Linked DNA regions of Mus musculus: region 2 is linked to region 1. The links are chromatin loops, found by intact Hi-C in ENCODE. Cell type or tissue: left cerebral cortex. All regions are shown on one strand. Each heading gives the region's core, and the rest is flanking DNA. Links, peaks and the distances in the headings are about the cores only.

Region 1 (5,377 bases), core at 290-5,289:
AAGGAAGGAAGGAAGGAAGGCAGGCAGGCAGGCAGGCAGGCAGGCAGGCAGGCAGGGAAGGAAGGAAGGAAGGAAGGAAGGAAGGAAGGAAGGAAGGAAGGAAGGAAGGAAGGAAAGAAGGAAATGTATCTTGTTAATATTTTAATGACTTTCCAGGCTGACAAATACTGGTGAGCTCTGAATGTTATAAACAGCATTAGGTCGACTATGTTATATCAGTCTCCATCTTTACAAGGTAATATATATACCATTTCACACAGTGACTTAACTTTCTAAAACTAAAGAAAGCTCCGCTAAGATCTAAGTTTGGCCTAAACAGCCAAATGAACCACAACTGCCTCACTCCAGGGGATCTGATACCCTCTTTCCAACTCCACGGGAATGTGTACACACGGTACTCACACATGCTTGTATTCGGGGGACTCAGGACATGGAGGCGCAGGTACTGCAGCAACTTCAAGGCTAACCTGGTCTATACAGAGCACAGATACTGCAGAAGCTTCAAGGCTAACCTGGTCTACATATGGAGCTCCAGAACAGCGAGAACTACTTAGTGAGATCTTGTCTCTTCAAACAAAGCATTGGGGGCTGGAGGGAGAATTGAAAGCACTTACTCTTTAGTATAGGACCTGAGTTTGCATCCCAGAGCCCATAGTGATGCTTACAGCTATCTGTAACTCCAGTTCCAGAGGATCTGACCTCTGACCTCTGAGGAGTCCTACTTGTATACAGTGCACATGCGTTTACACACACACACATGCATAAAATAAAATAAACCTTTTAAAATCAACATAACAAAACAAAGTCAAACAAAAAAGATCAAGAAAAGAGCCGGGGTCAAAGTGCCAGAAAACAAAGTTTGTGCCCCCAGTTCATTAGAAGGTGCTGCTCTGCCCTTTTCCAACCTTCAAGGCTCCTCCCCACCACCTTTCTCCTTCTAAGCCACTCTTCTCAGGTCTGAGGCTAAAATAGGTTTTTTGTTTGTAGGTTGGTTGGTTTTTTAAACAATGTAAGTCTTGTTTTGTGTGGATGTTCAACTCCTTTGAGACTTTGTCAATATATTTTGAAATCAGGAGTGGGGCATTCCCAGCAGAGGCCTGAGATCGCCCTGATGCTAACCCTTCTGCAATCGCATAGAAGATCAAAGGCACTCCAGCTGTCAGTCCCTCAACTGACTGCACCCTTAGCATGCTGCAGTTGTACATAACCAGCAGTCAGGCTACGACTTACGGGTAGTGTCTCTGCTCACTAGCCACCTTCCTTTGTGTATCCATGATTACTAGTACAACAGTCAGGGCTGGGCTGAGAGGACACTATCAATAAATGTCTGGGGAAAAGATGGTGCGCCAAAGAACAGACTGAGGTGAGAGCTCACTCAGGAAGACAGATGAGGACAATGGCTCTTAAGACAGGCGTATCCCATCCTCAAGAATCTTATGCTGCATCTTCAAGAATACAGACAGAGGCCAGGAACAAACTCATCCACAAACAGCAAGTCCTGAGGCTCTAGCACACGAATGATGCTGGTGTCAATGTCCAGTTACAGCCCAGCACAATGAGGGACGGAGGTGAAGCAAACCAAGCAGGGCCCTGATGGCTATGAGGGGGATGAGCGGCTGATTCTCCATCAAACAGTCATGAAGGACCAGGCAAGCGGCTCCATGCCAGTAAAGGCCTAGCAGAGGCATCCGCCCGCCCACCCACCCACCCACAGTGTGAAGAGTGTACACGACAAAGCTGGAAGAAGGAGAGCAATCACGAAGCTCCAGCTCCAAGCGGCTCACAGCGGTGGGTGTGAGCTGCACATGGAGGGAGAACTGCAGGCGGGCTAGAGTGCGGAGGGACAGGAAGCAGTGGAAGGCAACGCTCCGGCTTCTCACCTCGCAAACTCTATGTACTGGCATCTGTTTCCTGAAGTGAAAATGGACTGGGCGGAGTAACAACCCTCCTCTGCACACATGAAGTCAGGACGGTGGGCCACTGTCGTCCACGTGGACTCAGATCACTGAATGTGGGTTTAGAGGTCAGCAACATAAAAGACAGTGTAAACGGCACGGCGTCTGGAAAGAGGAGACTCCGCAGGCTAGGATAGACAAGCAGAGGCAGTCAGAGAATGAGGACTGTGTGTGTAAGGCAGAAAGAGAAGAAAGGGTTTCATCAGTGACCCTGCTTTAAAGCACCAAGGAGGGAATGAACCCACTGAGTGGCTTATCGTAGCACTGGGAGAGCGGGAAGTGAGAGCAGAAGCGGCTCTGCGGCTCGCAGAGAGAGCATCCCTGGCTGCATGAGGCCCAGGTTCCTGCCTGGCACAGGCCGACACTGGAATAGACCGCTCCTTGGGAAAGCTGTTTTTCCAATGAAGAGGAGAAAAGACTGGGCCACTACTAACTGTAGGAAGAAGCTGACCAAAGTCACATGACACCACAGCAGGAAGATACCACAGCAGGAAGATGCCACAGCAGGAAGATGCCAAGCAGGAAGATGCCACAGCAGGAAGATGCCAAGGGTATTCTGGACTGGCTGCTATTTTTCCGGAAGTATGAACAGAGCTAATAGTGGGAGAGCAGGGAATGCAGGAGAGTCTGATGAGAAGCTAAGAAGACAAGCACCACGGAGAGTGGTGCCTTAAAAAAAAAAAGGATTTTTGTATGTTTATGCATTTAGAATGTGTGTGTGTTTACAAGTATTCATGTGTGTGAGCACAGGTGTGTGAGAGTATATGTGTGCACATGTGCAATGAAGCCATAGACTGACACTGGGTGTCTTCCTAGGCATGCTATGTACTGAGGCAGGGTCTCCTGCTGAGCCAGGAGCGTGACAATCTGGCTTGTGTGACTAACTAGTCAGCCCAGAATCCCACACTTCTGGGATTACAGAAGGGCTGCCATGGCCACCTGGATTATTTGAATGCTGGGGATCCAAACCCTGGTGCTTTAGACTGCACAACAACATTTTATCACTGAGCAATCTCCCTGGGACCAGTAATTATGCCTTCAACTTCATCTTTGGAAATCTAATCCAAGAAAACATTCCCTCTCTCAGAAAGAATAATATAGACCCTGCACATTCGAAGGTTTGGCTGTGTAATTATCATCTTTTTTCATCTTTTTTTTTCTTTTCTTTTCTTTTCTTTTTTTTCTTTCTTTTTTTTTTTTTTTTTTTTGGTTTTTCAAGTCAGGGTTTCTCTATGTAGCCCTGGCTATCCTGGAACTCAAATTGTAGACCAGGCTGACTGGCCTTGAACTCAGAAATCCACCTGCCTCTGCCTCCCAAGTGCTGGGACTAAAGGCGTGCGCCACCACCGCCCGGCTCAATCATCTTTTAAGAAAGAAACTGACAACAAAATAAGTATGCACGGAGCATGCGACGAGGAAACACATAACCACTGACTTTCTGTTCTGTATGAAATAATACACAGATGCCTGTTTTAGAATTACTGAAGATTGGCACTGAGAAACGACTTAATGGTTAGGGACTAAGAGCACTCAGGTTCCCAGAACCAACACCAGGCAGCTTGACAACCACTTGTAACTTAATTCCAGGGGATCTAATGTCCTCACCTGGCCTCTGTGTGTGTGTGTATGTGTGTGTGTGTGTGTGTGTGTGTGTGTGTGTGTGTGTGTATGTATGCGTATATGTGTATATGTATGTATGTGTGTGCATCACATGTGTGCCAGTGCCACTGCACTCACACATACACATAAAATTAAAATGAATTTTAAAATATAAAATCCTGGGGATGAAGTATATGGATAAGTGATAAGGGATAGATGAAACTTGATTGGTTCTGTGTTTATAATTATCACTATTGGTGATGGGTATATGCAGTCTTAGTTTATTAATCTCTCTATGTTTGAAAATGTCCATAATACCAAGATACACATATTTATGCAGAAGGGTAACATGGAGCCTGTATCTATCTCACATTCCTGTAAGGTAACACTGTAGCTTTGTAAGTTTTGGCTTGCATCCTTAACAGCAACTGAGGATACTATCAAAACAAAATCCAGTCCATTTCAAAACTGACAGTTCTTCTCTCCTCTTTCAGGATCCACCCTGGTCACTCCTGGCCTGTGAGTGACACAGTACCTGAGAGGAGGGACACTCCTGTCTAGCTAGGGAGCTTTTCCTAGGTGACATTTCGTCAGCAGAGAAGAAAATTGCTTTCCATCTTCTCTTTCTAGGTAGATCTCTAATCCTCGCCGCTCACAAAACCGCAGCTCAGCAGCACTAACTTCCTGACAAGGACAATGCAGTCTGGAGGACTGCGACAGTAGGCATGGGGACTGCCTGCCTCTGCCGCCTTGGGCAGGTGAATTTAAAGCCAGACACTTAGCTCTGTGGTGAGTGTGGGCTGTAACAGATGCTCTGGAGGGAAAGTCAGCACTGAGTAATTCCCCTCTGGGCAGTGAGGCAGTAGGGCATGGATTCCACTAACCGCGTCCTCATCCCTCCCTCCCGAGCTCCTCAGCAGCCTCCCTACTGCTGCGGCTGGTTAACCAGATGAACTTCACCGCACAGGACCAGGGAGTACCAGCATTCCATTGGCCATCAGAGGCCAGCTGGCTCAGCCGAGGTGGTCTGACTGGTTTTCCTGACATGACTGGTTATTCCAGGGGTGTACATTACTTCTGAGAATAACAAAGAACATTCTGTCTTCAGAGTATATCCGACTTTTAGCTGCACACTACCTGTCCATTTCAGGGGTTCTTGGGCTGGCTAGTTCATTCCTAGAGAAGTTTTAAAAGACTGGGTTGGAACCTAGGAATCTGTATTTTTAAGTCATCAGTTACTTGAAGTTCTTAGGTTTAGAAACTAATAACCCAGCACGACCTAAGCAAAAATGTGAGCCTTAATTTCTAAGAGGGACCTATCACTTTTCAAATCAACTTAATTAAACTGAACATAATTAAAACATTTTCTCCAGAAAAATAAGACCACAATTATAGATAAAAATTTAAAAATTTAAAGATATTTATTCTTATGTATGTATTTATTTTTAAGTCTGTATCTGTCTGAATGTATGTAAAGTGTATCATATGTGTGCCTGGTGCCCAAGGAAACCAGAAGAGTATTAGATCCCGGAACTAGATATGGATGGGTGGAAGAACCCAGGTCCTCGGCAAGAAAGTAAGTGCTCAAACCACTGAGCCACTTTCCAGCCCCAAATCAAAATTTTAATTTAAAAAATGTTGGGGTTTTTTTGTATGTTTGTTTTTAAGATTTATTTATTATTATACATAAGTACTCTGTAGCTGACTTCAGACACACCAGAAGAGGGCATCAGATCTCATTATGAGTGGTTGTGAGCCACCCTGTGGTTGCTGAGATTTGAACTCAGGACCTTCAGAAGAGCAGTCTGTGCTCTCCAGCACTA
Region 2 (5,377 bases), core at 245-5,244, 53 kb after region 1:
CAGTCCTTTGCTCAGACTCTCCCTATCTTTAGAACCGAGTAGAGCCTGAACCTACAAAAACCAGCAACGGAAAGAAGGAACTCACCAACGTCAGCAAGTCGGGACAAAGGCTTGAGTGGGGGAGGGGGCGAGGCAAAGTTTTTCTGTCAGAACAGTAATTATGAAGAAAACATTAAAAAAAAAAGGGAACGAGATTAGTTCAAAATATGCTGCAGATGTCACAAACACTACCACAGATCTGGGGATCCCTGATTTATTTTTATAACTTGAACTCTGGATAGCATCTTCCTACATCTCTAACCAACCATCTGTGTACTTGAAGCAGGACAGACAGATGGCCAATACGCTGACACTGCAGGCTCAAGGTTCCTCAACTGCTATTTTCTTCTAGAGTGCAAAGACATAAGATGCAGGACAATGCAGTACAAATCCTTAAGAGAGAAATTTAAACTAAGTCGTGTGCCAATCAAAGTATCCTGCGTGGAAGAATAACCAATTCACTGGTCCTTAAAAAAAAACAAAACATTTAAACCCTGGCATTCCCAGTTTCTAAGACTTTCACACCTTTTCAGGGAGTAGGGTGAGCTAGTCAGTAGTGGAACCTAGAAAGAGCCTTCCAAAGATGTCTAGAAACACCAAGAGCTGTAAACAATAATCGTGTGGAGCAGATCCATACCAAGGGGAGCACCCAGGATTTCCCTTTCCCGGTGAAAGCAATCAGGTCCTATTTTTAATCTCCCCCTCATGCAAACATCCAGGGAAACCTCCCATTCTGGCTAATGAAAGCTATAGCTGATTTGTTACTGAAAGTAAATACAGAACTGTTTTAAAAGATCTGAATGGAATTCGTCACACTCGGTGGCAACACTTTCACAAGAAGATGACAAGAAAAAAACAAAACCTTAAGGGAAATATATTTTAATAAACTACTTCAAATGTTTTTTTTTTTTTAAATCTGGTAAATATTGTAACCAAAGGTATCACCGGGCAAGCAACCCAAAGGTTTCCTATCTTCCTAAACGCTTCCCCACTGATTAATTGAAAAGTAATATGTTGATAATTGCATGCAGGTGAAAAGATCACCACCCTACACATTGGGAAAGCCTTAAAGGGTTATTAAAATTAATTATTTCCTTCAATCGAGTAAGATCTGTGACACTCAAACGCACTTCTGGCTTTTCACTATAAGTGATTCTCAAAAAGGTTTGAAAAAGCCCAGTGTCGTGACAAGTTAACAAAAAGTCGGAACTAGAACGCTCCTGGGAACTTGATCACATTCCTTACTCTTTTCCAATCAACAGTTTTTAGTGAACTTGAAAAATACTGGGGAGGGTCTTTGGCAAGGAATTCAACAATATGCAACTCTGGAGACATCAGCGAAGTGTACGGAAACCAAGCGCGGAGAAAATGCTGCTTTTGTTCAGAGGCCGCCTGCGATAAAAACAGGAACTTTACAGAGAAGCTGATCTCCACAGCACATTCGCCTGACCACATGCCCACAGCCGGCATTGAGGTCCTCATTGTTATCCAAGGCACTTCTCTTGTAACAGAGCCCAGATTTAGTCCATGTTTGAAATTATCTACACAAACCCAACCCTCCCTGTACCAATCCATTGTCAAAAGAAAGAGGGTGCCGGCCAGGATTTGCATGTACCCGGTAGCCACCTCTACAAAGACTCCAAAAGGTGACCAGATAGGAAAACCTAGACTGAATGCAGGTGGCAAGAAAAGCCTGCTGCTCCCAAGGACAGAGGCGGTCTAGAGGCAGCGGATCGGGGGGTCTCTGGGTTAGCGCCACCGCTTCCGACCTCCCTCGGACCCTCAATGGCTCCCCCGCTCCTTTCTCACGCCTGTCACTGGTGAGGCACCTCGCATTGTTAGAGAAGCAGGAAGACGTGCAGCTGCGGCGTCCCCCTGCGCCTCGTTCTGAAGCCGGAGCGAGGGGACAGGCGAGCGGCCCTTCGGGAGCAAGGCAGCAGAGGGGCAAGGTGTCAGCCGGAGGGCGCAGCTTTGTCTCCAGCTGACCCGTCCCCGGGTCCTGCGGGGCCCCCCAGGGACAACAATGAAAGCCCAGCCGCGCTTCGCGGGTGGGGAGCGGCGAGCCCCGCCAGCCCAGCCGCCCACAGGCCGCCGCCCGCTCGCCCGCTCGCCCGGCCCGCCGCGCGCTCGCCTACCCTCAGACAGCTCCAGCTCCAGCTCAGCCAGCTGCGCCCGCACCTCGGGGGGCAGCGCGGCCACCGCGGCCGGCGACGGCTCCAGGCCTCGCTCCGCCATCGCGGCTGCGCCAGCCACACTCCGGAAGACGAGAGGGGGCCGAAGGAGGGACGGACTGACGCGGGCCCACACCCCGGCTACAGGATCCGGCTCCAGCCGCCGAGAGCCGCCGGCGCTGCCGCTGCCGCCGCCGCCGCCGCCGCCATGAGCGAGGGTCACGTGAGCGTGCGGCCCCGCCCCCCGGCCTGGAGCTCGTCCCGCCCCGGAGACGCAGGACGGGCGTGGCTACAGCGCCCTCTACCGCGGATCTTGGAGAGCGCAGGCTGCCGTCGCCTGCTCTGCTCTCCTTGGGAAGATGCGGCACCTGCTGCATATGACGCCTACCTTCCACAAACTCTCAAGCAAGAGGACTCCGGGACGTTGCCCTTACTTCTTCCAGTCCCTCTCACTCGGGAGAGCATGCATCTGTCATGTCTTTTCCCCCATTTTCCCTGATGGACCTGCCTACAGGCCACATCCTTCATCTACCCCAGATTCTGGATTATGCCTGCCAACAACTCTTTGATTTCTTTTTCGGTGCTTCTTGTAATCCCAGCACTCAGGAGGTGGAAACCGGAGGATCTGAAGTTCAAGGTCATTCTCTCCTCAGTGAGAGCCAGCCTGGGCTACATGAGACCTGTCTCAAAACACAAGAAAAAAGATCACAGTCGAACTTGCTTCATCTTGCCTTGACTCCTAAAGACTTATAAAAAGAACTTCTGTGGGAATAGGGGTTGGGGACATGGTTTCATTGTTACAATCGCTGGCTGCTTCTGCAGAAGGCCTAAGCTCAGTTCTCAGCACTGGGCGTCTAATGCCAGCTTGAGGACCTCTGCAGACCTCTACACACACGGCTACATACACCGCATTCGGTATAATGGTGCACGCCTTTTATCCCAGCACACAAGAGGCAGAAGCAGGCTAATCTCTGAGTTTGAGGCCAGCCTGGTCTACATAGTGAATTCCTATTCAGCCAGGGCTACACAGTTAAGACCCTGTCTGGAGGAGCGAGGAACGGAGAGGGGAGGGGGAGGAGAGGAAGAGGAAGAGGAAGAGGAAGGGGAAGAGGAAGGGGAAGGGGAAGAAGAGGAGGAGGAGGAGGAGGAGGAGGAGGAGGAAGAAGAAGAAGAAGAAGAAGAAGAAGAAGAAGAAGAAGAAGAAGAAGAAGAAGAAGAAGAAGAAGAAGAAGAAGAAGAAAGAAAGAAAGAAAGAAAGACATCTCTTTATGCAGTCTTGCCTGACCTGGAACTCTCTACTCAACCGACAAAGGACAAAGATCCACTTTCATCTGCCTCCTTGCTGAGTGTTGGAATCAAAGACGTGCCCTAGCTTGATGGGGAGTTGGGGATAGCTTTTTTTTTTTTTTTTTTAGCCACCTCAGTATGTAACCTATATGTAGTCCAAAAGTACTCATTCTAGTTTAGTATATATAAGGAAGGCCAAAAAAAAAAAATCCCTGTATTCTTTTTCCCCTCTTTTATTATTATTATTTTCTTTATTTACATTTCAAATTTTACATTCCTGTATTCTTACCAAAAACTATTAAGATCTTTATTTTACATTGTAACTTTTGTGTTTAGTATTGAAATTTTGTCACAGGGAGACAACTGATTTATGATTTTTTTCCCCACTGTGTGCATGGGGGGGGGGGGGGTGGCACACACAGCCTGAGGGGATCCTAGTGTCTCTTTCTTTCCAAGGTGCTCCAAAATGGAAGCTGGGGATGTTAGAAGCAGGGAGCCCAGGAGTCAATCCCCAACATTACATAAACTGAGGAGCTAAATTCAAAATCAGTCTGCTCTGTCTCGAGTTCTAGGCGGGCCAGGACTCATAGAGAGATGTTATCTCAAAGCCACCATAAAGGAAAGAAGGAGGGAGGGAGGGAAAGAAGCGTGAGCTCAAAGCTGCTTAGGGGCAAGACGTTGAGATTACCTCTGAACTGAGCTAATGAGTGCTACGGATGTAATCCCATGTAAAGTTCTTGACTCCATGACATTCCGGAAGCCCCAAGATCCACCAATTTGTTCAATTGCACCTAGTATTATTTATGTATGAATTTATTTAGTGTATGGGTGTGTGTGTGTGTGTGTGTGAGAGAGAGAGAGAGAGAGAGAATGCCCATGTGGAAATCAGAGAAGAACTTGCAGGAATCTGTAGTGAGGCCTTGAGGAAGTACTCTTACTCTGGAGTTGTCTCATCTCGGTTTAGTTTAAGACTACTTAATGATTTGGGGGCTGGAGAGATGGCTCCGCAGTTAAGAGCACTGGCTGTTCTTCCAGAGGTCCTGAGTTCAATCCCCAGCAACCACATGGTGGCTCACAACCATCTGTAATAGGATCCTATGCCCTCTTGTGGTGTGTCTGAAGACAGCTACAGTGCATGCATATAAATAAAATAAATACATCTTTAAAAATACTAATGAAAAAAAGACTATTAATTCATGACACCTTCCATCAAGAAATGAGATCCAAACAGCAAGATGGCTCAGTGGGTTTCTAGTCTGACGGACAGCCTGTGTTCAGTGCCTGGAATCCACATGGTAGAAAGAAAAGACTGACACCCAAAAATGAACTTCTGACCTCCACACACACACGCACACACACACACACGTGTACACACATTAAATAAATAAATATATATATATATTTAAAAACCACTGTTAAGAAATGAGCTAGCTCGGGCTGGTGAGATGGCTCAGTGGGTAAGAGCACCTGACTGCTCTTCCGAAGGTCCGGAGTTCAAATCCCAGCAACCACATGGTGGCTCACAACCATCTGTAAGGAGATCTGACTCCCTCTTCTGGAGTGTCTGAAGACAGCTACAGTGTACCTACATATAATAAATAAATAAATCTTAAAAAAAAAAAAAAGAAAGAAAGAAATGGGCTAGCTCAATGATTAAGAGCATCTTTTGACTTCCAGAGGACTCAGGTGTAGTTTCTAGCAACCACACGGTTTCTCACAACCCTCCACAATCCGGTTCTAAGAGCTCTAAGGCCCTCTTCTGGCCTCTGAGGGACCACATATGAAGGCAAAACACTCACACATATAAAAATGAATATATAAATCCTTAAAGAAAGGAAGGGGCTAGAGAGATTAATCCCCAGTAATGAGATCTGACACCC

Evidence for each region. Peaks named below come from ENCODE experiments on the same cell type or tissue, not always from the same donor. Only the 100,000 strongest peaks of a DNase experiment are listed, where the experiment ranks them.
Region 2: it touches region 1 in a loop (3-fold over the local background); 9 of 42 quality-filtered maps call a loop at or near these places.

The regions. Positions count from the first base shown.
Region 1 is chr15:100,088,903-100,094,279 of GRCm38, reverse strand. The region is part of intron 1 of Dip2b (disco interacting protein 2 homolog B); the gene reads right to left. Among named protein-coding and RNA genes, the nearest start is that of Dip2b, 53 kb to the right of the region's middle. In left cerebral cortex, for the core only: CTCF peaks have their summits at 4,501 and 5,261 (motif pointing right); DNase peaks (open chromatin) are centred at 1,811, 2,309 and 4,355; H3K27ac peaks cover 2,017 bases.
Region 2 is chr15:100,035,707-100,041,083 of GRCm38, reverse strand. Dip2b (disco interacting protein 2 homolog B) reads right to left here and starts at 2,420. Exons shown (of 38, transcript NM_001159361.2): 1 at 2,175-2,420. The coding sequence starts at 2,274. In left cerebral cortex, for the core only: CTCF peaks have their summits at 2,528 and 4,608 (motif pointing left); DNase peaks (open chromatin) are centred at 654, 1,580, 1,826, 2,484 and 1 more place; H3K4me3 peaks cover 2,243 bases; H3K27ac peaks cover 2,087 bases.